4 separate regions of the Homo sapiens genome follow, and all the other regions are linked to region 1. The links are chromatin loops, found by intact Hi-C in ENCODE. Cell type or tissue: mammary epithelial cell. All regions are shown on one strand. Each heading gives the region's core, and the rest is flanking DNA. Links, peaks and the distances in the headings are about the cores only. Region 1 overlaps SYNE2 (spectrin repeat containing nuclear envelope protein 2). Region 2 has its middle 9.3 kb from the start of ESR2. Region 3 overlaps SYNE2 (spectrin repeat containing nuclear envelope protein 2). Region 4 overlaps SYNE2 (spectrin repeat containing nuclear envelope protein 2).

The links. A loop is a pair of places that touch in the nucleus more often than their neighbours do. Peaks named below come from ENCODE experiments on the same cell type or tissue, not always from the same donor. Only the 100,000 strongest peaks of a DNase experiment are listed, where the experiment ranks them.
Region 2: it touches region 1 in a loop (7-fold over the local background); 5 of 110 quality-filtered maps call a loop at or near these places.
Region 3: a loop joins it to region 1, with 8 times the contacts of the local background. A loop is called at or near these places in 8 of 110 quality-filtered maps.
Region 4: a loop joins it to region 1, with 11 times the contacts of the local background. A loop is called at or near these places in 7 of 110 quality-filtered maps.

Annotation. Positions count from the first base shown.
Region 1 is chr14:64,113,952-64,121,820 of GRCh38, reverse strand. It overlaps SYNE2 (spectrin repeat containing nuclear envelope protein 2), which reads right to left. Exons shown (of 116, transcript NM_182914.3): 67 at 2,212-2,394; 68 at 760-894. Among named protein-coding and RNA genes, the nearest start is that of MIR548H1, 23 kb to the right of the region's middle. RefSeq lists a silencer at 6,474-6,661 and a cis regulatory region at 6,416-6,711. In mammary epithelial cell, for the core only: a CTCF peak has its summit at 3,529; DNase peaks (open chromatin) are centred at 3,570 and 3,940; H3K27ac peaks cover 2,920 bases.
Region 2 is chr14:64,299,698-64,307,566 of GRCh38, reverse strand. It overlaps a transcript of ESR2 not described here. Among named protein-coding and RNA genes, the nearest start is that of ESR2, 9.3 kb to the right of the region's middle. In mammary epithelial cell, for the core only: a CTCF peak has its summit at 3,905 (motif pointing right); a DNase peak (open chromatin) is centred at 3,966.
Region 3 is chr14:64,057,202-64,065,070 of GRCh38, reverse strand. SYNE2 (spectrin repeat containing nuclear envelope protein 2) reads right to left here. Exons shown (of 116, transcript NM_182914.3): 50 at 2,176-2,320. Among named protein-coding and RNA genes, the nearest start is that of MIR548H1, 34 kb to the left of the region's middle. RefSeq lists an enhancer at 4,205-4,800. In mammary epithelial cell, for the core only: a CTCF peak has its summit at 4,237; DNase peaks (open chromatin) are centred at 4,330 and 4,710; H3K27ac peaks cover 2,988 bases.
Region 4 is chr14:64,037,680-64,044,111 of GRCh38, reverse strand. The region is part of intron 45 of SYNE2 (spectrin repeat containing nuclear envelope protein 2); the gene reads right to left. Among named protein-coding and RNA genes, the nearest start is that of MIR548H1, 54 kb to the left of the region's middle. RefSeq lists an enhancer at 6,362-6,432. In mammary epithelial cell, for the core only: a CTCF peak has its summit at 3,869; no DNase peak of the experiment used is centred there.

The DNA.
Region 1 (7,869 bases), core at 1,475-6,474:
TGTTATTTAAACCGCATACATGGAAAATCATCAAAGACATACAAACACATTTTGAAAAGACAGGCAAAGCAGAGTCGCAACTACAGAAGTTCACCCTGAAGACAGCTGATATAAGATGTAAGTTAATAAAGGAGCAAAGTTATGGTGTCCCCAGTGTTAGCAGCTGAAAGCAAAGCAGATGCTATGGTAAATGCTGAAAACTCTCAGAGTTTCTGCACACACACAAACACCCACATGCCACACTTTGCAGAAATTCCATATAGAAAGCTTTTTTTTGTTTGTTTGTTTTTGTTTTTGGAGACATGGTCTCACGCTATCACCCCAGGTTAGAGTAGAGTGGTGTGATCTTAGCTCGCTGCAACCTCTGCCTCCTGGATTCAAGTGATTCTTGTGCCTCAGCCTCCTGAGTAGCTGGGATTACAGGCTTGCACCACCATGCCTGGCTCATTTTTTTGTATTTTTAGTAGAGCTAGGGTTTCACCATGTTGTCCAGGCTGGTTTCGAACTCCTGACCTCAAATGATCTGCCTGCCTCAGCCTCCCAAAGTGCTGGGATTACAGGCATGAGCTACTGTGCCTGGCCTTTTTTTTGGTTTTTGAAACAGGGTCTCGCTATGTTGCCCAGGCTGGCCTCGAACACCTGGCCACAGGTGATCCTCCCACCTCAGCCTCCCAAGTAGCTAGGACTGTAGGTTTGCACCACCTTGCCTGGTTAAAAAGTTATATTCTAGTCCCTACAACTGTTGGGGGCTAGAATTACCTGTTGCTGCTGGAAATCTTTTTGTCTGCTGAATTGTGGCCTTTCAGTTACAATGGATTCCAATTCAGAAAGGTTAACTGGTTGGAGAGCTTCTTGATGCTCTGGCTCTGAGGATTTCTTTAGAATGGTAGGATGCTGCAAAACATTTCATAATGGCAGGCTATTTATTTTTAAAAATAAACTCCACTTTATCTCAATTCTAATAATGGGACTACATAGAAAAATTTTACATGAAATAAATGATGGTATTTTGTTATTTGCTATAATTATATACTATAATTTTTTGTTTTTGTTTTTTGAGATGGAGTTTCGCACTTGTTGCCCAGGCTGGAGTGCAAGGGCATGATCTTGGCTCACTGCAACCTCCACCTCTTGGGTTCAAGGGATTCTCCTGCCTCAGCCCCCCAAGTAGCTGTGATTGCAGTTGTGCCCACCACACCCAGCTAATTTTTGTATTTTTAGTGGAGACGGGGTTTCACCATGTTGGCCAGACTGGTCTCAAACTCCTGACCTCAGGTGATCTGCCTGCCTCAGCCTCCCAAAGGGCTGGGATTACAGGCGTGAGCCACCACACCCAGCCTACTATGATTTAATGTACCTATTTCATAACAACTTCAAAAACTACTACATTTGGTGAAGTGATCATCTTACTTCTTCAAGCTAATTCATCCAATGAATTACTAAAAGCAAGAAAATGTATTGCCTTTTTTCTTAAAAACAAATACCAAATAAAAAAGTACCAAAAAGAGAAACAGTATTATAAATTCAAATTTCCCCTATGGCTAAAATACATTTTTTTTAAAAAGAGAGAACATATTAGGATGAAAGGGGAACCATATGGCCTATGTATCTGCAGCCAGTCTTATTTCTGTGAACATAAATCTCTAAGTAGGAACCACTCATAAGCACATGCAAATCTTTTATAGTAAGATCTACTCATAAGATGCACATTTGCATTTATAAACACAGAGTGCTTTTAAAAATCATGAGAACACTTTATATGATACTTTGATTATATATATAAATACTTGCAAATGAATAACAAAGTATCCTGGAAACAGGTTTATGTTTCTGATGTCAAATTTTAGTCACATCTATGAAAGCTTTGTTTTCCAGTCAATTAGAGTCACAAAATTCCTTTATAATACATCCTTCTTTTACGAAGAAGCCTTACACTAGACCTCACTGCCAACAAGAACACTCAGCTACATTAAACCAACACAAACCAAACCACCGCCATCACCAACAACAACCTAGACAGGAAAACTGCAAAGTAGAATGAAATAAAAATAACAAGCCAGTGTACTCATCTATGGTGTTAATGTGTGAAATTCTTTCACACTTAGTACAGTTTCTCTGTAGCTGGTTCATCACTTCCAACCAGAGTTCTCTTCTGGCAGGTCTGCCACATATGTGTATCAAGATGAATGTCCATAGATAGTCATTTTTTACCTGATCTTCACTGTGCTTCTCCTGAAGCATCATCTGGACTTTTTCTAAATTGCACTTCACTGTTTTCAGTTTCAGGGAAAGCGCTTCAGCCTCATGTTGAGTGGCTCCATTATCTCCCAGGCCCTGATCTTTGCAAGTCTCTAACAGAAAGGCAACCTTGTGCTCAATCTCTGTTAGCATAGCCTAGGAAATAAAAGCATTTAATTATTCATAATGTTGTTCTTGAAGAAGTATTGTGCCTGCAAACAAGTTAAGACTTACTCTTTTTACTTAAGTGTATACAAGAAGTCCCAGAAACACAGGATGGAAGAAACCCTGGAAAAACAAAAACTTCCACAGAATTCTTGTACTTTTCAGTAGGGATGCAACCAAACCAATCCCAATTACACATGTCACTCTGTAAAATAATTTAAGTAAATGACTCTATAGTCGCCTTACAAAACATAGCAGAATGTATCCAGCAGAGGATAGTGGTTAAGAACACAGATCTTGGAACTAGACTATCTGGTTTCAGATCCCAGTCCTACCACTTAGTAGATGTGTAAACACAGGCACCTTACTTTAGAGGAGTGTGCCTCTAGTAGTCTGTAAAATGAAGATAATAACCGAACTCACCTCCTAAGGTCATTATCAGGAGTGAATGAATTAAATCCATGTACTTTGGCCAGTGCTTGATACATCTGTGCTTAAAAAGTGCAGATATTCTTATTTTCCCCCTACCTTCCTAATCTTTTTTTTTTTTTTTTTCTGAGACGGAGTCTCACTCTGTTGCCCAGGATAGAGTGCAGTGGTGTGATCTCGGCTCACTGCAACCTCCACCTCCCAGGTTCAAGTAATTCTCCTGCCTCAGCCTCCCGAGTAGCTGGGATTACAAGAGTGCGCCACCACGCCCAGCTAATTTTTGTATTTTTAGTAGAGATGGCGTTTCGCCATTTTGGCCAGGCTGGTCTCAAACTCCTGACCTCGTGATCTGCCCACCTAGGCCTCCCAAAGTGCTGGGATTACAGGCATGAACCACCATGCCTCGCCTACCTTCCTAATCTTTTATGTTGCAATCCAAGTGTGGAGTAGGAATTTAAAAAAGAATTCCACGTAACTGTTTGAAAATTATTTCCCTTGCTCTTTTCCTTCTCTTTCTCAAGACAAATAAGCCTCCAAACTCTCACAACACCATAGAAGAAATAATTTGGAACCTGAAATATTTAGTTATTGATACAACCGGCCAATTCACACAAATCTAAAAATATATCAGCTGGATGAAGTAAGTTTCCCAGTAAGTCTCGGTCATTGTATTCCTGCTCAACAGATCAAGTTTGCCCTCTCCTGGGGCTCAGCAGCCTGCTCGGTCATGCCAGCTGGCTGGGCACTCACGTCAGCAGCAACAGACAAACTCACATTCCAGCACCATGATCATTTGTACTAAAACTCGGTGCGTGACTAAGAACAAGTTCCATTCATTGAGCGAATTTAAGGAATTAAAAATTTTCCTTAAGGACGAACTCTATTCTTAAAACAAAATTGCAAATAATTTATCCTATAACTCCTTCATCCAAGCAAGCTGTAACAGGCCCCTTTATCTATGCTTTTACTTTCTGTGGTTTCAGTTACCTGCAGTCAATCAGGGCTCAAAAATATTAAATGGAAAATTCCAGAAATAAATAATTCATACATTTTAAATTTTGCACCACCTGAGTAGCGTGATAAAATTGCACACCATCCTGCTCCATCCCGCCCAGGATGTGAATCATCCCTTTGTCCAGCATATTCATACTCCAGCACTCGGCTCATTAGTTACTTAGTAGAGGTTGAGTATACCTAATCTGAAAATCCAAAATCCCAAAATGCTCCAAAACCTGAAACTTTTTATGCACCATGCCAGAAGTGGAAAATTCCACACCCAACCTCATGTGATGGGTCACAGTTGAACTCTGTTTCATGTATAAAATTATTAAAGTTATTATATAAAATAACCTTCAGGATATGTATATGAGGTATAGATAAAACATAAATTGAGGCCTAGCATGGTGGCTCATACCTGTAATCCCAGCACTTCGGGAGGCTGAGGCAGGAGGCTCACTTGAGGCCAGGAGTTTGAGACCAGCCTGGGCAACACAGTGAGACCCTGAGTCTACAAAAAATAAAATTAGCCAGGCATGGTGGTGTACGCCTGTAGTCCCAGCTATTCCGGAGACTGGGGCAGGAGGATTGCCTGAGCCCGTCAGGTCAAGGCTGCAGTGAGCCATGATCATGCTACTGCACTCCAGCCTGGGTAACAGAGCAAGACCCTGTTAACTCTAATATAAATAAAGAAATTAATTAATTAATTTAGTGTTTAGACTTGGGTCCTCTCTCTAAGATATCTCATTATGTATTTGCAAATATTCCAAAATCCCTCCCAAAAAACCAAATGCAAAATACTTCTAGTTCCAAGCATTTGGGGATAAGGGATACTCACTCTGTAGCCATCTCAGTTGTCAGATCGAAAAAACATAATACACACAGAGTTTGGTACTATCCACGGTTTCAGGCATCCATTGGGGGTCTTGTAACACAACCCCCACAGACAAAGGTGGGACTACTCTACTTATGTCCTCTATAGATTCTTCTAAGTTTAAACAATATGTACCCATAGACTGTACAGTGGCTATAAACAAAATGTAGCATAATTTTATGCTCTGTTTTTCCCACTTAACTATTACATACTTTTTCATCTGTCTCCACACGTTTCATGATTTTCATTTTAACAGCTACAAGTTGATATCCCATGATTCACTTACCAATTTCCCTCTTGTTACCCCTTTGTTTCTAGTTCTTCACTTTTGTAATCAATGCTTCTATAATTATTTTTCTCATTTGGGATTATTTTCAGAAGGTAAATTAAAAGTAATGGTACTGGCCGGGCACGGTGGCTCATGCCTGTAATCTCGGCACTTTGGGAGGCCAAGGCAGGTGGATCACCTGAGGTCAGGAGTTCGAGATCACCCTGGCCAACATGGGGAAACCGTTTCTACTAAAAATACAAAAATTAGCCAGATGCTGTGGTGCATGCCTGTAATCCCAGCTACTTGGGAGGCTGAGGCAGGAGAATCACTTGAACCCAGGAGGCAGAAGTTGCAGTGTGCCGAGACTGTGCCACTGCACTCCAGCCTGGGTGAGAGCGAGACTTCACCTCAAAAAAAAAGTAATGGTACTTTTAACTCAAAGAAGATGAACAGCTTATATGTTGACAACTGACCTCCCAAAACATTGAGCCAATTAGATAGAACTACCAGACATTAGAGTATCTATTTTTCCAGAATGATATTTTTTTAATGTAATGTGACAGCTGTTTTAATTTATGTCTTTAATAATCAAAATTAAACAATTCTCAAATATTACATTACTAAGCATAATCCTCCCTCCCTCCCTCCCTCCCTTCTTTCCTTTCTCTTTCTTTTTTTTGACAGTGTCTTACTCTCTTGCCCAGGCTGGAATGCAGTGGTGCAATCATAGCTCACTGCAGCCTTGAATTCTTGGGCTTAAGAGATATTAGTGCCTCAGCCTCCCAGGTAGCTGGGACTACAGATACACACCACCATGCCCAGCTAGTTTATTTTTTAATTTTTTTTTAAATTATTTTGTAGAGACAAGGTGTAACTATGTTGCCCAGGCTGGTCTCAAACTCCTGGCCTCAAGCAATCCACCCGCCTTGGCCTCCCAAAGTGCTGGGATTACAGGCGTGAGCCACCACTCCTGGTCCATAATCTTCACTGAACTGTTTGCTCCTGTCCTTTGGCCATTTTTCCACTGGAATTTTGTGTTTTTACAGACCACTTTAAGGTTTTTATATGTTTCAATAATAACTTTATTGTGTTATGTTATATAAATGAGCCAAAGATGCCTTTGTATGTTGGCCCCATGTGGTTTTTCTTCAAAGCAGGTCAGAAGCAGTAAGTTCAAAAAGTGCCAGCACCAGACTCAAATTTTTACACATTTGACGGCTTTAAATGCAGCCCAAATAAGCATATTTTAATCCATTTAGAGCCTGTCTGCTTTGCATACCCCTGAAAACTGCACCCAACATCTGCCAGCCACGGATAAGACTAACCCTGGGCTATAAAAAAATCCCAAGCCTCTGCTGCCCTTCGGCGCTCTCTGACCCAGAGACCCTCCACTGTGCTGAGACATCGCTAGACACATAAGTTCCCTCTCCGTTTCTCCTCTCCCCTGGGAGTTCCCTTGCCTTCCTCCCCCTCTGGGTGGTGGCCTGACCCCCAGTCTATGCCTTAGCCTCTGGAAGGTCTCCTGCAGTAAAGAGCTTCCCTGTCTCTCACGATCATAATCTTGCCAAAATGCTGCCCAAATAAAGCTTGTTGGGTGCAACTGCCACCTGGTAGTCATGTCTTTTCCTTGAGCAGCCTGGAAATCCTTGAACTCACTACAAGTGGCAATGAAGATGGGATTCTGGTGATAATCAACGAGTTGGCATAGGGTCTACCCAGTCAGTAGATAATCAGTTGGCAAATCAATCCTGAATGGCCTTAAGTGGGTGGGACTCAAAATCTGGACTGCCTCGAGTTGAGTTTAGCATAGCATTGCTCTGTGCTGTATGACGCTCTATGGCATTCACAGGCTCCCCTGGGCCTCATCAGCCAGGCCAAGCGGCAGTGCCAGTATCTGAGTGAACCTATCCCTTTAGAACTGACTTTTGGGCTGGGCATGATAGCTCACGCCTGTAATCCAGCACTTTGGGAGGCTGACTTGGGTGGATCGCTTGAGCCCAGGAGTTCGAGACCAGCCTGGGCAATATAGTGAGACCTCTCATCTCTACAAAAAAATACAAAAAGTAGCCGGGTGTGGTGGTGCAGGGCTGTAGTCCCAGCTACCCAGGAAGCTGAGGTGGGAGGATCACCTGAGCCCAGGAAGTCGAGGCTGCAATGAGCTATGATTGCTCCACTGCACTCCAGCTTGGGTGACAGGGTGAGACCCCGAAAAAAAAAAAAAAGAACTGACTTTTGAGATCAGAGGTGCCGAGATGCACAGAAAAGGAGGCTGGCCTGTCTGTCTGGTTCCTGGATGTTGTTAAGACTATGGGCTTACATAGAAGGGGAGAATGCACAACTGTGGATCAAAGGCAGGCTTCCCACAACAACATAACAGGCTACAGCAGGAAACGCTCCCTGTGGCAGGGCTAGTGATATGCGAACTCTGAGACAAGAGGATGTCTTCATCCTGGCAGACAAGCCCATATGATAAAGACAAGTCTGGTCTCCTAAGTGCAGCTGGGAGAGAGGCCTTTGCAAGCAGCTCGCGTGCCCCTGCTCTTGTGACACTCGATTATGCTGTTGCAATGTCATCATTCTAGCCTCTCCCTGGAGGGATTAGAAACCCCAACCTTCGGGCTGAGCCGGCAAGCTTTACTCAGAGCGACTAGCGGCAAGGAAGTTTATATCCCTGCCCCTCCCAAGCAAAACCCAGGGCATTCCTAGTAAAATGGTTGCAAAGCCCTTTTATGCTGTATCTTCAATTTTGCAAATTAATACTTTTGGTTTCATTTATGATGAATGAATATTCTAATTACTTACTAAAATTGAATAAAATAATAGCATTTACTGAGCACTTGTTATATACTTTATATACCTATTTAATCCTGACAAAAATCCTATGAGATAACTTTAT
Region 2 (7,869 bases), core at 1,651-6,650, 190 kb before region 1:
TGAGACTCTGTCTCAAAAATAAACAAAACAAAACAAAACAAAAAACAGGTTAAAAGACCGGTGTGGTGGCTCATGCCTGTAATTCCAGCACTTTGGAAGGCTGAGGTGGGCGGATCACGAGGTCAGGAGTTCGAGACCACCCTGACCAACATAGTGAAACCCCATCTCTACTAAAAATACAAAAAAAATTAGCTGGGCATGGTGGCACATGCCTGTAATCCCAGGTACTCAGGAGGCTGAGGCAGGAGGATCACTTGAACCCAGGAGGCAGAGGTTGCAGTGAGCCGAGATCGTGCCACTGCACTCCAGCCTGGGTGACAGAGCAAGACTCTGTCTTAAAATAAATAAATAAATAAATAAATAAATTAAATTAAATTAATAAACCTCTAGCCAGACTGAACAGAAAAAAAGTGAAAGGAAACACAAATTGCAAATATCAGGAATGAAGGAGATAACCTACAGATTCTACAGCTATTAAAATAATAATTAGAGAATATTATGAAAAACTTTTTAACAAAAAATTCAACATATATAAAATGGACAAACCCCTTGAAAAAAACCAAATTACCAAAAATTGTACAAGAAGAGCTGACCTGAGTAGTCCTATATCTATTTTTTAAAATTGAATTTGTAGTTTAAAACCTTCCTACAAGGAAAACTCCAAGCCCAGATGGCTTCAGTGGTGAATTATACCAAATGATTAAGGAGAAATAACAGCAGTTCTCTACCACCTCTTTCAGAAAATGGAAGCCAATGGAATACTTCCCAATTCATCCTAGGATAACAGCATTACCCTGATACCAAAACCTGACAAAGACATTCTTAGAAAACTACAGATCAGTAGTCTTCAGGAACACAGGTGCAAAAATTCTCAAGGAAATTTTAGCAAATCTAACCTAACAATATGTAAAAAGGACAATGCATTAAGACCAACCGGAGTTTATTTCAGGCATATAAGTCTTCATTTCAAAGCCCAATCAATATAATTCACTACATTAACATAAAATTAAACCATATGATTACCCCAACAGATCCACCAAAAGTGTTTGACAAAATCTAACATCCGTTCCTAATAAAAACTCAGCAAACTAGGTATAGGGGCCCTTTGTTTGTCTTTTTCTGGTTTCCAAGTCCTTGAAACAAAATCCAACTATGTCCAAATGCCATGAAGGTTTGTGTTGCTGCTGATGTCAGAGATAAACATTACTTTTAAGGACAGGACGGAGTGGAGTAGCAGAAGCATTTAGATGAGAAAAAAGACAAATTAACTTGTTTAATTCTTCTTAAGAGCCAAAATGCAGGTGTTTCTTGCACAATGTAGTATTCTTTTTCTTTTTACTTTCTTTTTTTTTTTCTTTTTTTTTGAGATGGAGTTTCGCTCTTGTCACCCAGGCTGGAGTGCAATGGCGGATCTCAGCTCACTTCTGCCTCCCGGGTTCAAGTGATTCTCCTACCTCAGCCTCCCGAGTAGCTGGTATTACAGGCATGCGCCACCATGCCCAGCTAATTTTTGTATTTTTACTAGGGACGGGGTTTCACCATGTTGGTCAGGATGATCTCAATCTCTTGACCTTGTGATCCGCCTGCCTCGGCCTCCCAAAGTGCTGGGATTACAGGCGTGAGCCACCGTGCCCGGCCTATTTTTCTGTAGTCCCATTTTCTTGCTTCAGAGTTATTCAGGAGTTAGCACGGTACTACAATTGCTATGCACAGAAGCTGAGGAACATTTGGTAGTGTTAAATACCTAACATTGACTTAAATCTGTACATAGGTAGTTCTAGATATACTATGCTTCTTTACTGCATCAACCAGATGGACATTAAATGGTAGAATTATGACTAATTTGTATAAAGCATTTTATATAGTATATATATTTTATTTATTTATTTATTTATTGAGACAGAGTCTCGCTGTGTTGCCCAGGCTGGAGTGCAGTGGTGCGATCTTGGCTCACTGCAAGCTCCGCTGCCCTGGTTCACACCATTCTCCTGCCTCAGCCTCCCAAGTAGCTGAGACTACAGGTGTCCGCTACCACGCCCGCCTAATTTTTTTGTATTTTTAGTAGAGATGGGGTTTCACTGTGTTAGCCAGGATGGTCTCGATCTCCTGACCTCGTGATCCGCCCGCCTTGGCCTCCCAAAGTGCTGGGATTACAGGCGTGAGCCACTGCGCCCGGCCTAGTATAATAATTTTTAAAATTAGCTTTAAATATTTTTGAGTTAAAATCTTGATATTTTAAAATGTTGCCTATTAATTAATTTTTTTTTTTTTTTTTTGAGACGGAGTCTCGCTCTGTCGCCCAGGCTGGAGTGCAGTGGCACGATCTCGGCTCAGTGCAAGCTCTGCCTCCTGGGTTCACGCCATTCTCCTGCCTCAGCCTCCAGAGTAGCTGGGACTACAGGCGCCCGCCACCACGCCCGGCTAATTTTTTTGTATTTTTAGTAGAGACGGGGTTTCACCGTGTTAGCCAGGTTGGTCTCGATCTCCTGACCTTGTGATCCACCCACCTCAGCCTCCCAAAGAGCTGGGATTACAGGCGTGAGCCACCACGCCTGGCCGCCTATTAATTTTTATAAGCAGTTTGCTTTTAATATTTTAGAAGAAAATAGCTCTTTGAATACATTTAAAACCAGTTTTAACTTTTTAAATTTTAATACTTTATTTATTTATTTATTGTTTGTTTGTTTGTTTGACAGAATGTCTCGCTCTGTTGCCCAGGCTAGAGTGCAGTGGAACAATCACAGCTCACTGCAGCCTCAAACTCCTGGGCTCAAGCCATCCTCCCACCTCAGCCTCCCAAGTAGCTAGGACTAGAGGCATGAGTCACCACACCCAGCTAATTTTTAAAAGATTTTTTTTTTGCAGAGACATGGTCTCACTATGTTGCCCAGGCTGATCTCAAACTCCTGACTTCAAGTGATCCTCCTGCTTCAGCCTCCCAAAGCGTTGGAGGTTACAGGCATCAGCTACTATGCGCAGGTTTTAATTTACTTTTGAATAAGTATGTGAAATTAAATAATTCAAACTTAAAGCTGTTGGAACTTTATTCTGAGCCTTGAGAGGTGTGTGGCTGTGCAGCCTGAGTCACATGGCATGCAGCTGCAACTTTTGCCTTGTTTTTCCTTTAGATAATTAAGAACAAACAGCACCAAAGACCCCCACAGATCATTACCCCTCCTTATAGAGTAATAAAGTATTCTTTCTTGGAATTTAGCAATCTGTAACCAATCAAATTGCTGTGGCATATGCACTAGTCTTGTATGAAAAGAGTCTTGCTCTGTCGCCCAGGCTGCAGGGCAGTGGCAGTCATAGCTCACTGCAGCCTCGAACCTGCCGGGCTCAGGTGATCCTCCCACCTCAGCCCTCTGAGTAGCTAGGACTACAGGCATGCACCACTGTGCCCAGCTAAATGTATTTTTTGTAGAGATGGAGTTTTGCCATGTTGCTCAGCCTGTTTTTGAACTGGGCTCAAGCAATCCTCCCATCTCAGCCTTCCAAAGTGCTGGGATTACAGGCGTGAGCCACCATGCCCGGCCAAAACCAACTAATATTAACAGTATTTTGTGTGTCTCTCTAAATATATCCTATGTGAATGTATGTATGTATTCTTTCTTTTGCCTTTATAAACAAATGATAGTATATTTTTCATAACGTTCTGCACTCTGATTTTCTTCTCAATGTATCTTGGCAGTCTTTCTCAGTATATAGTGACTTTTCTCATTTTTTTATCTTTATACCTCAATATCTGGCACATAGTAAGCAAATCATAAATGCTGAGTGAATGAAATATTAAATGAATAAAAAGGAAATTTTTGTGCTGCTATTGGAAATTAGCTCTCTATATATTTCAACATGTTACACATATACAATGATCTAAAAACTTGTCTTACTCTTTCCTATCCACTAGAGGGAGACATCAACCTGTTGTGGAAAAGAATGATCACTTAAAGTCTTTAGAAATTCTGAACCAACTCTCTAGCAGGTGATCCTTGTTAGAATTTGAGCCCTTAACGCTATCCAGGACTGGAGGTTGAAGGGACGATAGAGGGAGCAGGAGGAGAATGCACATGGATTAAGGAGCGAGAACACAGGTGAACTTCAGCTTTTTTGCTAACAGTCAGACAAACTACTGACCCTGACTCAGTGATGTGCTAGTAAACCAGCTCTTTAAAAAAAAAAAAAAAGCCCTAGATTGCTGATTTGTATGTAATGTTTATGAATTTCAGTAGAGAAAAAGACAATATTCAAACTGAGCCATGCACCCAAAACAAGAGAACAGCCAAGAAGTGTTCACTTCTATCAGTGCCCTGGGTTGTTTGAAAAAAGAAGCCGACCTGAGCACCTGTGAGCTCCCTTCTGGCGAGGAGAAATCTGGAGTGTAGTTATTCCACCATGGCCAAATTCAAGCCACTCGGGGTTTAATCACCGAATTGCAAATTCCTTGAACATTTAACAGTAGGCTCTCTTGGCTGGGCGCGGTGGCTCATGCCTGTAATCCCAGCAATTTGGGAGGCCATGGCAGGAGGATTACCTGAGGTCGGGAGTTGGAGACCAGCCTGGCCAACATAGTGAAACCCCATTTCTACTAAAAATACAAAAAATTAGCTGGGCGTGGTGGCAGGTGCCTGTGGTCCCAGCTACTCGGGAGGCTGAGGCAGGAGAATCGCTTGAACCCAGGAGGCGGAGGTTGCAGTGAGCCGAGATTGTGCCACTGCACTCCAGCCTGGGCGACAACAGTGAAACTCCATCTCAAAAAAACAAAACAACAATAACAACAACAGTAGGCTCTCTTGAGCCAGCCTGAGCAGGCTCTTGCATGCTGCTGAAGCTTGTCGGGTCTTAGTTACTTTTCCTGTAAAGTGGGGATGATAAATCTGCTCATTATGTAGATTCTATTACATAGAGGACACATAAGTTCTTTGAATGCTTAAAGCAATGTTTCCTAAACTTCTTTGGTCATGAAATCACCCAGTGGCTTGTGTAAAATAAACATTCCCAGGACCTGCCCTAGAGCACCTGGGTTAGAACATTTTGGGGGAGGGGGCTGGGAATCTGTATTTTAAATAAGCAACCCAGGTGAGGCCGGGCGCGGTGCCTCACACCTGTAATCCCAGCACTTTGGGAGGCCGAGGCGGGTGGATCACGAGATCAAGAGATTGAGACCATCCTGGCTAACACGGTGAAATTCCATCTCTACTAAAAATACAAAAAAATTAGCCGGGCATGGTGGCAGGAGCCTGTAGTCCCAGCTATTTGGGAGGCCGAGGCAGGAGAATGGCATGAACCCGGGAGACAGAGCTTGCAGTGAGCCGAGATTGCGCCACTGCACTCCAGCCTGGGCGACAGAGCGAGACTGTCTCAAAAAATAAATAAATAAATAAATAAATAAATAAATAAATAAATAAAAATAAAAAATAAAAAAGTGACCCAGGTGACTCTTATGACCCTGTGAAATGGGAGAAACACTGCTGCAAATTACTCTTATAATTGGGTCAGGTGTCAGGGGTCTTTCTCTAACTTCACAATTGGGCCTGCTTGAAGAGATGTGTGCAGAGTTCCACAACACACTCCAGGCAGGCATTTAATCCGTTCACTGTCTTCTCTACCCTCAGAGCCCAAACTTCCCAAAGAGGAAAACCTGCTCCTTGCCATCTCTTAGGCCAAGGCTTCTGTACACCTGGGAAGTCCTTCAATCTGAGGATCTCTGGGTTGTTTTCAAGCTACTATTTATTGAGAATTTACAAAGTGTCAGGCACGTTACAGCAATTTGTCATTTCTATGAAATAGCTTCTTGTGCTATTCCCATTTTACAGAGAAAAATCAAAGAAGTTGGGAAAATGTCGAAGGGCACACAACTAGGAAGTGTTTGTGCTGAAAACCCACCCTAGGCCCAAGCCTTGGAACTCCAAGCCTGGGTTCCATCCCTGCACTGGGCAATTCTGATCTATGTGCGCTAGTTTCCTTGTGTTCTCTGTTCTCTCCGTAGAAATCCTGGGCTCTCTTCTCCCAGCCACAAGGTTAGGTTGAAAAACAGAGCAGATGGAGGTAGTTTGTAGCCTACAGGTGCCCTGAATGAAGCTTCCACAGTGCTAAAGTGGAAGAACGAGGGACTCCAAGGGAAGGATTCAAGGCTGGGCCCATGCACCTGTGTAATTCAGAAGAGACCCCAGAGGAGATCAGCGCCCTCTAATTAGCCCTGGTAAGGAGCTCTGGGAGTTACTGTAACTCTCTCAGAAGAACCCAAACATGCGGGAACGTGACTTCTTACCTTCTGAAAGTCCACAAAATTCCTGATTGCCACCATTAATTTGTCACTTATCATTTGCAACAGGCATTGTAGGTTGTCTTATGCATTTGTCTTCTCCCTTCAGCTAGTGTATAAAGTCTTAGGGAGACCAGCAGTTCAGAGAGAATGGGCTTTGGTGTGAAACAGATCTGGTTTGAACCCTCTGCTACTTACTAGCTGTTGGGCAAGTTCCTTAAATTCTCTGAGTCTTAATCTTCTCATCTGTAAAATGGAGACATAAGGAGTACCCACCTCATTGGATTGTTTTAAGGATAAAATTAAATAGTGCAGGCAAAGGATTTACAAGCAACTGCTGAATGAATGGTAGTTATAGCCTCCTCCTCATCATCTGTGAGCAAACACCCTCATATTTCCTTGTGTCTCAGGTAGACACTTAAGGTATTGCAAGCATTAAGGGAGCATTGTCACAAAGAGATAAATGCATGAGGGCAAGATGCAGTCTCAAAGAAGAGTGTTTTATGAAAGAATAAATGTAATGCTGAGTGTCAGAAAAAAATTTTTTTTTTTAAAGATGAGGTATCTATCACCCAGGCTGAAGTGCAGTGGTGTGATCTTAGCTCACTGAAGCCTCAACCTCCCAGGCTCAAGTGATCCTCCAGCCTCAGCCTCCCGAGTAGCTGGGACTACAGGTGCCACCACACCTGGTTAATTGTTGTATTTTTTGTAGAGATGGGTTTTCGCCATGTTGTCCAGGCTGGTCTTGAACTCCTGGGCTCGAGCGATCCTCTCATCTTGGCCTCCCAAAGTGCTGGGATTGCAGGCATGAGCCACCACACCCAGCCTGTCAGAAAAATTTTAAGGTGAAAATAACTAAAGAAGTTGTTAAGAATTTTCTCCCTTGAGTGGTATTTTAGACTGAGATGAGGGAGGGTAGAGGTAGGATGAGAAGGAAGGGATGGGGTCCGGTTGAAAGGCCTGTGAGATAGTAGCAGTGCAATATGGCAGATGTTGACAGCCTCAGTGCTAGGAACACAGAAACTGAATCTCTTGCAAGGAGGCAGGTGTGCATCTGTATGGAAGTCAGATGACCTGTGTTCCTATGAGTGCAAATCTGGAAAACACCCTCAAGTTTCCTTGTCAGCAAATTGGTGATAAAATCAACATTGTAGGGTTGGTGTGAACATGCAGCATGATGTGGCCATGCAAGTTCTTTGTTAACTAGAAGCCAGTGTCATGCCAGGACAGCAGTCCTCCTAGTAAGCTGTGGCTGGTGGCGTGGTAGAATACGTGGAGCAGGCTGAGGAAGCACTTGACTTGACTATGAGCAGAACCATTAAGAAGCTAGTTAGCTAAACTGCCTGGACAGTAGAAAAATAATATGTGAGAATGTAAAAGGAAGAGAAACAATGTGAGGGGAGAGGAGAATGCAGAGATCCTGGCCCATGGAACAGCATTGGTGATCCTTAAGTAGCTGCATGAACTACTTGGAGAAGTTCATTTTCTGTTTATAATTCCCAGCAAAGGAGAGGACTGAATAAGAGAGAAGAAAACGATTCCTTTCTCTGGTTAGGTTCATCAGATCAAACGGTGACATATGTGAAAGAAGCACGCTCTGTGCACAA
Region 3 (7,869 bases), core at 1,623-6,622, 57 kb after region 1:
CAACATGTTGAAACCCTATCTCTATTAAAAACACAAAATTTAGCTGGGCGTGGTGGCATGCGCCTGTAGTCCCAGCTACTCAGGAGGCTGAAGCAGGAGAATTGACTGAACCTGGGAGGCACAGGTTGCAGGGTTGCAGTGAGCTGAAATTGTGCCACTCACTGCACTCCAGCCTGGGCAACAGAGTGAGACTCCGTATAAAAAAAAAAAAAAAAAAGTCTATAAGTGGCTGGGCACAGTGGCTCATGCAGCACTTTGGGAGACTGAGGCAGGAGGATTGCTTGAGGCTAGGAATTCAAGACATAGCAAGGCAACATAGCAAGACCCTGTCTCTACAAAAAATTAAAAAATTAACCAGGCATGGTGGTGTATGCCTGTAGCCCCAGCTACTCAGCGGGCTGGGATGGGAGGATCCCTTGAGGCCAGGAGCTCAAGGCTGTGATAAGCCATGATTGCACCATTGTACTCCAGCCTGGGTGACAGAACAAGACCCTGTCTTATTTAAAAAAAAAAAAAAAAAAAAAAAAATCTAAAAGTACAACAGCCCTCATTATCTGGGTTTCTCCTTTCAAGGTTTCAGTTACTTGTGATTAACAACGGTCCAAAAATACTAAAAAATTCCAGAAGGAAAAAATGTGTAAGATTTATTTGTATAAAATGTATGTTTTATTTGTATATAAATATATAAGTGCTATTCTGACTAGTGTGATGAAATCTCAAGCCATCTCTCTCCATCCCACCTGGGATACGAATCTTCCCTTTGTCCAGCACATCATGCTGTATATGTTCCCCACCTACGCGTCATTTGGTAGCCTTCTTGGTGATCAGATCAACTGTTGTGGTATCAAATGCTTGTGCTCCAGATGAATAGTAGCCCAACGCTACCTCACCATGGCTATATCATTTCATTTCATCACTTCATTTCATTACCTCACTTCATTTCATCACCTCACTTCATTTCATCACCCAGGCATTGTATAGTCTCATGTCATTACAAGAAGGGTGAAAACAGTACAATGACATATTTTGAGAGAAAGAGACCACATTCACCCAACTTTTATTACAGCATATTGTTATAATTTCTCTGTTATTGTTGTTGACCTCTGACTGCACTTTAATTTATAAATTAAACTTTATCATAGGCGTGTACAGGAAAAAAATTATATACATAGAGTTCAGTGTTATTCACAGTCTCAAGCATCCACTGGGTGTCTTGGAACATATCCCCTGTGGATAAAGGGGGACTACTGTACATTTTGTTATTTTTAAGTCTCACATTTTACTAAGTAGTTCCTTTGCACAATACTTCCTATATCAACCACCAACACAATATTGAAAGGTTTTTCTTGGTTCGCTTTTGTTTTTGGGGAATGTTAACTACAGATGATTTAGAAAGTCCTCATCCAAATCCTAATAACATAATACCACAGATTCTAACAGATAAAAATAAGCAAAAGCTCAAATTGCTTTGTAACAGTCTAAGAAGTAACCAGAATTCAGAGCTTATGACAGTTGCAGTAAGCGATCAGTGGACAACAAGGCTCTGTCACTGATCCAGCAGTATCCCTCAAAGTCACATGAGAGGTGATGCTTTAGAAAAGCCATCAGTGAGGACAGGATGCTATTGGGGGATGACTGTCTGTGAACCTGATTAATTAAATCTCTCAGTACCACTGCTTCATTTCCTTCCTTCTGGCTTTTTAAGCTTCAATATATTACATAAGGCCAGGCGCAGTGGCTCGCGCCTATAATCCCAGCACTTTGAAAGGCCGAGGCTGGAGGATGGCTTGAAGTCAGGAGTTCAAGAGCAGCCTGGTCAACATTGTGAAACCCCGTCTCTACTAAAAATACAAAAATCAGCTGGGCATGGTGGCGGGCACTGTAATCCCAGCTACTCAGGAGGCCGAGGCAGGAGAATCAAATCACTTGAAGCCGGGAGGTAGAAGCTGCAGTGAGCCAAGACTGCATGACTGCACTCCAGCCTGGGCAAGACTGTGTCTCAAATATATATAAAACATTACTCTCTGGCTTTCGATTTGAGGAATATTCATGGATATTTAACTCACTGTGAAGATTTCTACGCGTCTTAACAGGACCACATTCTCTGCTGCCTCTGCCAGTTTGTTCTGCAATTTTTTGCACACAGACTTACTGGCTAATTGCCAATACTATTACCTTGCTCTGTTCCAAGCGCTCTAAAGCTTCTCTGTAAGACAGTGGCAACGAGGACATGGACTGTCCAAGAACTGTCTCCATTTTGCTGAGGTTAGTGTAAATATCCTCTTCCATTTTTCTATAGCATTTGTAATTCTCAAGATACCTAGTGAGTCACAGTTAGAAAAAAAGTGGTATTAAATTTTATTTAACACAATAAATTCAAAATTTCCCAGAATAAATATTCCACACTTAATTTTTAAGAAAAGATATGACAACTTTCGTTTTTGCTAGGCAATGCATTTTAAAATGTTTTCCAAGAAGTTTTTATTCCCAAAGGGACCTGCATATGGGTTTAAATGCAAACTTGAAAAGGAAGCAAGGGCCGTCCTCTAAAATGAAGATTTTTTTTTTTTAAAGTTCACTTCAGTAAAATGAAAACTGCATTCTCAAACACACTGATGAGCTGTAAATTGGTACAATTCTTGTGGAAAACCACTTAGTCTTAAAACTATTCCCATCTTTGACCCATTAATGCAGCTTCTGCAATTTACCTTAAGAACTGTATCCTAAACATATAGAGCTTATCCTAAATCTTTTGCACAGTAAAACATCTTTACTCACTAGACTATTAATTAAAACATCACACATTGGAATACCCTTATCTAACAAAGGTATGATTAAGAAATTAAAACAATTCATCGTATACAATATTATAGAGTAATTACATTACTTTTAGAAAGTATTTGTTACAATCAAGAAAAGAACTGTTATAAAATTTTAAAATAAAGCTGGATATTTGATATTTTATATATAGCATATATATTTTAAAACACTAAAATTATGCATACAAAAACAGACACAGCCTAAATCCCCCATTGAATGTAACTAAAAACTCTATATCAAATTATTCTTAAAAAACAACTCTTAAAACGCATGAATAAATTGACAAGGAATTAGGGAGTCAAACTGTAAAATGGAAATATACAGAAATAGGCAAAGTTGTAGGACCAGTTTTTTGCCTTGAGGGCACTTGAGTTTCAATTTTCTTTGATTCCTACTGAAAGGTGGGGGACAGACCATAAAGCTGGGAGCCAATCCCAGGATGGGTGTCTAATAGAAAACTCCCTCTGCAAGAATATTTGTAACACATATAACTATAAAGGACCACTCTCTAAAATATAGAATTCCTAGAAATCAGTAAGAAAAAACCACCAATAAAATTGGGTTAAGGCTTAAATAAGCATTTTACAGAAGAGAAAACATGAATGACCAATAAGCATTCAAAAAAAGAGATCAAACTAATTAGCAGTAACAGAAGTGCAAATTAAAACCACGATGAAATACCTCTTCTTACTCATCAGATTGGCAAAAATTGAGTCTCACAATATCAAATGTTGGCAAGGATATGGGACAATTGGAATACTTATATGCTGCTGGTTTGAGTGGAAATTGGCAAAATCATTTGGCATTAAAAATGTAAGATGTACATAACCTTTTGTTCTGAATGATCACACTCCTAGATATTTACCCAAGGGAAGTTATTACACTTAAAAATTTTCCCAAGTAGCACTGTTTCTGAATGCAAAAACTGGGAGCAATCCAAATGTCCATCAATAGCTAAGTAAATAAATTTTACTAAGAACATGAATAAACCTCAGAGTCATAATGATGGGTTTGAAAAAATGAAGTGAGGTATGCAGGAGGAGCAAGATGGCTGAATAGAAGCCTCTACTGATCATCCTCCCCACAGGAACACCGAATTTGACACCTATCTCCATACAAAAGCAACTTCATAAAAACCAAAAATTACGAGAGCAATCACAGTAACTAGTTTTTAGTTCATATCTCTGAAAGAGGCATGGAAGAGGATAAAAAAGGCAGTCTTGAATTGCTGATGCCACTCCTCACCCATCCCCCAGCAGCAGCAGCATGGCAGGGAGAAAGAATCCGTGCACGTGGGGGAGGGAAAGCGCAGCAACTGGGGAGCTTTGCATTGGAATGCAGTGCTGCCAACATAGGACAAAACTCAGCCAGCACCCATGAAGCATTTAGACTAGCCCTAGCCAGAGGGCAACTGCCCATCCCAGTGGTTGAAACTAGAATTGCAGCAAGCCTCGCCACCTTGGGCTAAAGTACTCTGGGGTTCTAAATAAACTTGAAAGGTTGTCGAGACCACAGAGACTGCAACTCCTAGGTAAGTCCTAGTGCTGTGCTACAATCAGAGCCAGTGGACTTGTTGGGGCATGTGACCAAGTGAGACACCAGCCAAGGCAGCTAAGGGAGTCCTTGGAATTACCCCTCCTCCAACCTCATGAACCACAGCTCACAGTTCCAAAAGAGACCCCTTCTTTCTACTTGAGGAGAGGGGAGGGAAGAGTAAAGAGGACTTTGCCTTGCAACTTGGATACCAGCTAAGTAGGACTGGGTACTGGGCAGAGTCATGAGGCCCCCATTCCAGGCCCTAGCTCCTAGGTGACATTTCCAGACACACCCTGGGCCAGAAGGGAACCCACTTCCTCGAAGGGAAGGACCCAGCCCTGGCAGGATTCATTGCCTGCTGACTAAAGAGCCCTAGGGCCCTGAATAATCAACAGTGGCAACCAGGTAGTACACACTGTGGGCCTTGGGTGAGACTGAGACATGCTGGCTTCAGGTGGGACTCAGCACATTCACAGCTGTGGTGGCTACCAGGAGAGGCCATTTCTGCTTCAGAAAGCAGAGGAAAGAGTAAAGGAGACTGTCTTGAGCTTAGGTACCAGCTAAGCCACAGTGGGGAAGAGTACTAAGTGAGCTCTTGGCGTCTAGGTATTAGCTCTTGTACAGTATCTCTGGACCCACCCTGGGCCAGAGGAGCGAGCCCACTGTCCTGAATGGTGAGTCTCAGGCCTGGCAGCATTCACCACAAGCCGACTGAAGACCCCTTGAGCCTTTAGTGAACATGAGTAGTACCCTGGCAGTACTTTCTGTGGGCCTGTAGTGGTGGTGGACATGGGGAAAGGGGAGACAAGATGTGAAGGACTCTGTCTTGTGGTTTGGGTGCCAGCTCAGCCACAGTAGCACACAGCACCAGGTAGATTCCTAAGGTTTCCAACTCTAGGCAATGGCTCCCAGACAGCATATCTGAACTCACCTAGGTGCGGGGCAACTCGCCACCCTTAAGGGAAGGACACAAGCCTGGCTGGCTTCATCTCCTGTTGATTGTAGAGCCCAAGGGCCTTGAGCAAACGTAGGCAATAGCCAGATACTGTTTACAGAGGGCCTTGGGCAAGGCCCAGTGCTGATGCTGTGCTGACTTCAGGTCTGATTCAGTACACTCTCTGTAGTGGTTGCCACAAGGGTGCTTGTGTCACCCCTACCCCAGCTCTAGGCAGCTCAACACAGAGATTCTGTTTGTTTGGGAGAAAGTGAGGGAAAACAACAAGAGTCTCTGCCTCTTAATCCAGAGAATTACTCCAGATCTTATACAAGACCACCAAGGTGGTAGCTCTATGACTCTGCAAAAACCACAACATTATTAGGCTTGGGGTATCCTGTAAGCAGATATGACTACCGCGACCAAAAACTTAGATCGCAACACTCAAGTCTCTTAGAATACCTGGAAAGCCTGCCCAAGAAGGACAGGTACAAGCAATCCCAGATTGTGACTTAAATAAATACCTGACACTTCAATGCCCAGACACTGACAAACATCCACAAGCATCAAGACCATCCATGAAAACATGACTTCACCAAACAAACTAAATAAGTCACCAGGAACCAATTTCAGAGAGAGAAATATGTGACCTTTCAGACAGAGAATTCAAAATAGCTGTTTTGAGGAAAATCAAAGAAATTCAAGATAACAGAGAAGGAATTAAAAATCCTATCAGATACGTTTAACAACGTGATTGAAATAATTAGAAAGAATCAAGTAGAAATGCTGGGGTTGAAAACTGCAATGGACATACTGAGGAATGCATCAGAGTCTCTTACCAGCAGAATTGATCAAGCAGAAGAAAGAATTACTAAGCTTGAAGACAAGCAATTTGAAAATACACAGTCAGAGGAGATAAAAGAAAAAAGAATAGAAAAAAATAAAGCATGCCTACAAAATCTAGAAAATAGCCTCAAAAAGGTAAATCTAAGAGTTATTAGGCTGGATGTGGTGGCTCACACTTGTAATCCCAACACTTTGGGTGGCAGAGGAGGGCGGATTACTTGAGGTCAGGAATTCGAGACCAGCCTGGCCGACATGGGGAAACCCTGTCTCTACTAAAAAATACAAAATATTAGCCAGTGTGGTGGCTTGTGCCTGTAATCTCAGTTACCTGGGAGGCTGAGGCAAGAGAATTGCTTGAACCTGGGAGGTTGCAGTGAGCAAGACTGTGCCACTGCACTCCAGCTTGGGTGACAGAGTGAGATTCTGTCTCAAAAAAGAAAAAAAGAGTTATTGGCCTTAAAGAGGAGGTAGAGGGAGAGATAATGGGTCGAAAGTTTACTCAAAGAGTTTACTCAAAGAGATCATAACAGAGAACTTCCCAAACCTATAGAAAGATACCAATAAACGGTTCCGGGAAAACTGGATTATCTATCTATATCTTCATCCAGAAAAATGAAACTAGACCCCCTATCTCTCATCATATACAAAACTCAAATCAAAATGGATTAAAGATTTAAATCTAAGACCTATGAAACTACTAAAAGAAAACATTGGGGAAAACTCTCTAGGACACCAGACTGGGCAAAGATTTCTTTGGTAATAATACCCCATAGGCACAGACAACCAAAGTAAAAATTTACAAATGGGATAGCATCAAGTTAAAAAGCTTTTGCACAGCAAAGGAAATAATCAACAAAGTGAAGAGACAACCCACAGAATGAGAGAAAATATTTGCAAGCTACCCATCTGACAAGGGATTAATAACCAGAATGTATAGGGAGCTCAAATAACTCTATAGGAAAAAAATTAATAATCCAATTAAAAATGGGCAAAAGATCTGAATAGACATTTCTCAAAAGAAGACATACAAATGGCAAACAGATATGAAGAGGTGTTCAGCATCACTGACCATCAGAGAAATGCAAATCAAAACTACAATGAGACATCATCTCATCCAGTTAAAATGGCTTTTAGCCAAAAGACAGGCAATAATAAATGCTGGCAAGGATGTGGAGAAAACAGCATCTTCATATGCTGTTGGTGGTAATGCAAATTAGTACAACCACTATGGAGAACTGTTTGGAGGGTCCTCAAAAAAACTAAAAATAGAGCTACCATATGATCCCGGAATCCCACTGCTGTGCATATACCCAAAAGAAATCAGTATATTGAAGAGATAGCTGCACTCCCATGTTTATTGAAGTATTATTCACAATAGTCAAGATTTGGAAGCAAGCCAAGTGTCCATCAACAGATGAGTGGATGAAGAAAATGTGGTATATACACACAAAGGAGTATTATTTAGCCATTAAAAAAAAATGAAATCCTGTCATTTGCAACAACATAAATGGAACTGGAGGTCATTATGTTAAGTGAAATAAGCCAGGCACAGAAAGACAAACATCACATATTCCCACTTATTGGTGGGATCTAATAATCAAAACAATTGAATTCATGAACATAGAGAGTAGTAGGATGGTTACCAGAGACTGGGAAGAGTAGTGGGGGAGGTGGAAGGGAGATGGTAAATGGGTACAAAATAATAGAAAGAATGAATAAGATCTAGTATTGAT
Region 4 (6,432 bases), core at 1,433-6,432, 78 kb after region 1:
GCTGGCATTGAATGTTTGCAGCTTTTCCAGGCAAATAGTGCAAGCTGTCAGTGGATCTACCATTCTGGGGTCTGGAGGACAGTGGCATTTGCTCGGTGTGGTGGCATGTGTCTGTAGTCCCAGCTACTCAGGAGGCTGAGGTGGGAGGATCACTTGAACCTAGGAAGCTGAGGCTACAGTGAGCTGTGACTGTGCCACTGCACTCCAGGCTAGGTGACAGTGAGACCACTCCACTAGGTGGTGCCCCAGTAGGCACTCTGTGTGGGGGCTCTGATCCCACATTTCCCTTCTGCACTGCCTTAGCAGAGGTTCTCTGTGAGGGCCCCGCCCCCGTAGCAAACTTCTGTCTTGGCATCCAGGTGTTTCCACACATATTCAGAAATCTAGGCAGAGGTTCACAAACCTCATTTCTTGACTTCTGTGTACCCACAGGCTCAACACCACATGGAAGCTGCCAAGGCTTGGGGCTTGCACACTCTGAAGCCACAGCCCGAGCTGTTCCTTGGCTCCTTTTAGTCAAGGCTGGAGCGGCTGAGACACAGGGCACTCGGTCGCTAGACTGTACACAGCAAAAGGACTCTGGGCCCAGCCCACAAAACCATTTTTTTTTTTTACATAGGCCTCTGGGCCTGTGATGGGAGGGGCTGCTGTGAAGACCTCTGACATGCCCTAGAGACATTTCCCCCATTGTCTTGGGGATTAACATTCGGCTTGTTACTTGTGCACATTTCTTCAGCCTGCTTGAATTTCTCCTCAGAAAATGGGTTTTTCTTTTCTATCGTATTGTCAGACTGAAACATTTCCTAACTTTTATGCTCTGCTTCCTTTATAAAACTGAATGCCTTTAACAGCACCCAAGTCACCTCTTGAATGCTTTGTTGCTTAGAAATTTCCTCTTGAATGCTTTGTTGCTTAGACATTTCTTCCACCAGATACCCTAAATCATCTCTCTCAAGTTCGGTTCCGCAAATCTCTAGGGCAGGGGCAAAATGCCACCAATCCCTTTGCTGAAACATAACAAGAGTCACCTTTGCTCCAGTTCCCAACAAGTTCCTCATCTCCATCTGAAACTACCTCAGCCTGGACCTTATTATACATTTCACTATGAGGTTTTTGGTCAAAGCCATTCAACAAGTCTCTAGGAAGTTCCAAACTTTCCCACATTTTCCTGTCTTCTTCTGAGCCCTCCAAACTGTTCCAACCTCTACCTGTTACCCAGTTCCTAAGTCACTTCCACATTTTCAGGTATCTTTTCAGCAATGCCCCACTTTACTGGTACCTATTTACGGTATTAGTTTGTTCTCATGGTGCTGATAAAGACATACCCAAGACAGGGCAATTTAAAAAAGAAAGAGGTTTAATGGATTTACAGTTCCACGTGGCTGGGGAAGCCTCACAATCATGGTGTAAGGCAAGGAGGAATAAATCACATCTTAGGTGGATGGCAGCAGGCAAAAAGAGAGAGGCTGTGCAGGCAAACTCCCATTTTTTAAAACCATCAGATCTCATGAGACTCATTCACTATCATGAGAACAGGGCAGGAAAGACCTGCCCCCATAATTCAATCACCTCCCACTGGGTTCCTCCCATGACATGTCGGAATTGTGGGAGTTACAATTCAGGATGAGATTTGGGTGGGGACACAGCCAAACCATATCAATAACAGACACACATTACTGACCACACAGATTTAAAGTGATATAATTTTCTGTATTAAGAAAATAATTTAAAGCCCAACCTCTATCCCTTTTCATCTCTTCCTCTCCAGAACCACTGTTCTAAAGTCTATACACACACTTTTATACTTTCACTACATATGTTAGTATTCATATAACATTGCTTTATGGGTTTTTAATTCTTACTGAAATAGAATCATGGATGTATCATGTCATAACTTGTTTTTTTCCACTCAGCAGTAGGTTTGGAGGTTTATCCATGTTAACAGATTATACATCTAGTTCATTATACTGAATGAATGAAAATGAATTTTTCATCTGTTAGACTACTGTGGAAAACAATATTGTTTCCAACTTTTCATATAATAGATAGTGCTGTGATATATACCCTTGTATGATTCTTCTTGTGCATGTGTGGAGTTCCTTAAGATATCTATGTAGAGTAAAAATTACTGGTAGTAGTGTGCTTCCTTTGATTCTCAATAGATAGTTATTGATTTATCCTCCACATTGAATTACTGTTTATATTCCTACCAGCATAGTGATATTTTCACTATTTTCTTTTCTTTTTTCTTTTTTTTTTTTTAAGAAAGGGTCTTGCTCTGTCACCCAGGCTGGAGTGCAGTGGTGTGAACATGGTTCACTGCAGCCTCAATCTCCTGGGTTCAACTGATTCTCCTGTTTCAGCCTCCCAAGTTGGTGGGACCACAGGCACACACCACCACACCCAACTAATTTAAAAAATTTTTTTCTAGAGATCGGGTCTTCTATGCTGCTCAGGCTGGTCTGGAACTCCTGGGCTCAAGCAATCCTCCTGCCTCAGCCTCCCAAAGTGCTGAGATTACAGGCATGAGCCAGAGCACCTGGCCTGAGCTACTCTTCATATGTTCATTGGACATACGAGTCCTGCCTTCTGCGAACTGCTTTTGCATATCCACTGTCCATTTTTTATTGTGTTGTTAGTGATTTGGGGCTATTTTTTTGTATTCTGGATATTAATCTTCTAATAGTTACATGCATTGTCATTATCTTTCAGTAGATTGTCTTTAAATTTTGTGTATGATGTCTTTTGTTGAACAAAAGCATACTGTTTTAATCTAGTCAAAATTTGTCTCTCTTTTCCTGTTTAGGCTTGTGGTTTTAGGGCCTGTTTAACAAAGTCTTCTATGCCCCAAGATCACAAAAATGTTCCCTTATATTCTCTTGTAAAGATTTAAATATTTTCTCTTCACATTTAAGCTTTTCTTTAATATATTTTTGTTTGAAGTTTGAGATAGATAAACTTTCAGTCTTTGTCTCAAAATGTATTTTGCCTCATTCTAGAATGATAATTCAGCTAGGTTGACAGCTATTTTCTCTTAGGTTGACAGTTCCTTGAAGAACTTATTTGCACTGCCTTCTGACTTTCCATGTTGAGAAATTTATTATTGACATACTTGTTTTATTAGAGGTAATCTTTTTTCTCTAGTTGCCTTTAAGATTCTTCTTTTTGGCTCTGGTGTTTTACTATTTTAAGTACAATGCATTTAGATAAGAATTTATTTTTATTTAGTCTGTTCAAGGCTCTCTGTTCTTCTTGAAACAAGATTCATATTTTTCCTCAATTTTGGAAAATTCTAAGTTTTGCCTTTCCTCCAATCTCTCTATTCTCTCCTCCTAAAGCTCTTATCAGAAATGTGTTCAATCATTGCAGTATAGCCTCTGGCTCTCTTAAAACTCCCTCCTATTTTCTGCCATATATATATATATGGCAGAAATATATACACATATATATATTTCTGAAAATATTTCAGAAAATATATACATATATATGTATATACATATATATATATATATATTTTTAACCTCACTTCTACAGTAGGGGATATGTCTCTTTATAGATGTTGGATTTTGTGATAATTTTCTCAGTCATATATTCTAACTAAGTCTCTTCAGACTATGTCAAATTTGCTGCTTAATTTGGCCAAAGCAATCTACATTTAATGACTTTTTTTGTTGTTTGTTGAAGTCCCTTATGATTATTTTTCAAATCCGTCCTTTTGTTCTCAAAGTACTGTATTCTTTCCTTATGATTTCAATTTCTTCTTTTTTTAATTACTAATCATTTTAAACACGTTATGGTAAAATATCTTTCAGATTGCTGCATTATCTCACTTTCTTAGGGTATTCTCTCATTTGATGTGATGAGTACTCCTCCTTGTGGTAGAGTGTTCCTTTGTGCTATTTATTTATTCATTCATTCTTACTAATTATTTGTTATCAGACTTTACTTTTTTTAACCTACTTGTGGGAATCTCTTTGGCCTGACTGGTAGGTAAGTAAGTAGATAGACAGACAGATTAGAGACTGATTGTCATGTTAATTTCTTGGCTAGACCTGCTCCACAATGCAATTAGTATAAATTTAGACTCAAAACCTGCTTAAGACATAGGGTTGATTTAGGTTTCTCATGCAAGACCTCTTATTTCCATGTGTAACTGGAAAAAGAAGCTTCATAGTCCTTCTCTGGCTTGAGATTTTCCTGGTCTACTTTTCCCCAAAGGTACAAGCTTTTCAAGGGCCCGTGTCTATTCTGGAGTATCTATCAATGAACAGCCTCTCTTTGAGCCCTTATAAATTCTAAGCCCCTGGATATCTCATTCTTTCCCTTCTCCCATGCTCCTAAAATTTCCCTACTTAAAACAGAAATTATACTTAGCATAAACTCAAGACAAAGTATAATTTTAAAGAGTGTACTAAAGCCTACATATTGAGCTTCTGAGCATAAATAAAATGTTCAAAGTTAATAATAAATTTAAAGTGGAAAATGACCATTCTATCAAAGCATGGTTGGGCTACATGGCCAACAACGTCTACTCTTTTTTTAAAATGTTGCTTTTTCTCAAACATGTATCTTTCCTTTCATTTGGGTCTGTTTGGAAAAGAATAGGAGGTGAGAAGAATATCATGAACTCCTCCTAAGGGCAGGACCACGACATTTTGATCTTTACATCCCCTGACTCACAAAGTGAACATTCCACTTCAGCATTGAAAACACTGAGCTCTAAATGACTGAGCATGGTCTCCAGCTTGGCCAACATGTTAGCACAGTCACAAGAGGCAAGTCAGTAACCTTCACTATCCCTTTTCCCATTCAGGGGCTATGGCCCATGGCTATGGTAACTTTGTGACAGGCAGAAACCTAAATCCAATACTTGTAACCTGGCAACAATGGGGCAGAGTGTCATACCAGCTCTAAAGGATGTATTTCTTTTTTCTCTAAAGCTTTACAATATAAAGCAGTGAAAAACAACTCTTGCATAAGCATACATCATCACCATTAGAGACAAAACCAAAAGCCAGATCAACACAGTCTCAGAGGCTGCCAATTTCTTAGTATAACATCTAAAATGTTAATGTGACTCGTAAGGCACAGCCAGCCACACCTACCTCTCAGGCCTCATCTCTGTCACTCTCCTCTGCCATCTGCCTCCTATGTTGCAGCCACCGTGCCCCAGTCAGCTTCTGAAATTCCTCACGCTCTCTCCCATCAAAAGAGGAGACAGTGCTCTCCCTCTCCCTCTCCCTCTCCCTCTCCCCACGGTCTCCCTCTCCCTCTCTTTCCACGGTCTCCCTCTGATGCCGAGCCGAAGCTGGACTGTACTGCTGCCATCTGGGCTCACTGCAACCTCCCTGCCTGATTCTCCTGCCTCAGCCTGCTGAATGCCTGCGATTGCAGGCGCCCGCCGCCACGCCTGACTGGTTTTCGTATTTTTTTGATGGAGACCGGGTTTCGCTGTGTTGGCCGGGCTGGTCTCCAGCTCCTAACCGCCGAGTGATCCACCAGCCTCGGCCTCCCGAGGTGCCGGGATTGCAGACGGAGTCTAGTTCACTCGGTGCTCAATGGTGCCCAGGCTGGAGTGCAGTGGCGTGATCTCGGCTCGCTACAACCTCCACCTCCCAGCCGCCTGCCTTGGCCTCCCAAAGTGCCAAGATTGCAGCCTCTGCCAAGCCGCCACCCCGTCTGGGAAGTGAGGAGTGTCTCTGCCGGGCCGCCCATCGTCTGGGAGGTGAGGAGCCCCTCTGCCTGGCTGCCCAGTCTGGAAAGTGAGGAGCGTCTCTGCCCGGCCGCCATCTCATCTAGGAAGTGAGGAGCGCCTCTTCCCGGCCCCCATCCCATCTAGGAAGTGAGGAGCGCCTCTTCCCGGCCGCCATCCTGTCTAGGAAGTGAGGAGCGTCTCTGCCCGGCCGCCCATCGTCTGAGATGTGGGGAGCGTCTCTGCCCCGCCGCCCCGTCTGGGATGTGAGGAGCGCCTCTGCCCGGCCGGGACCCCGTCTGGGAGATGAGGAGCATCTCTGCCCGGCCGCCCCGTCTGAGAAGTGAGGAGACCCTCCGCCTGGCAACTGCCCCGTCTGAGAAGTGAGGAGCCCCTCCGCCTGGCAGCCACCCCGTCTGGGAAGTGAGGAGCGTCTCCGCCCGGCAGCCGCCCCGTCCGGGAGGGAGGTGGGGGGGTCAGCCCCCCGCCCGGCCAGCCGCCCGGTCCGGGAGGGAGGTTGGGGGTCAGCCCCCCGCCCGGCCAGCCGCCCCGTCCGGGAGGGAGGTGGGGGTGTCAGCCCCCCGCCCAGCCAGCCGCCCCGTCCGGGAGGTGAGGGGCGCCTCTGCCCGGCCGCCCCTACTGGGAAGTGAGAGGCCCCTCTGCCCGGCCAGCCGCCCCGTCCGGGAGGGAGGTGCGGGGCGCCTCTGCCCGGCCGCCCCTACTGGGAAGTGAGGGGCCCC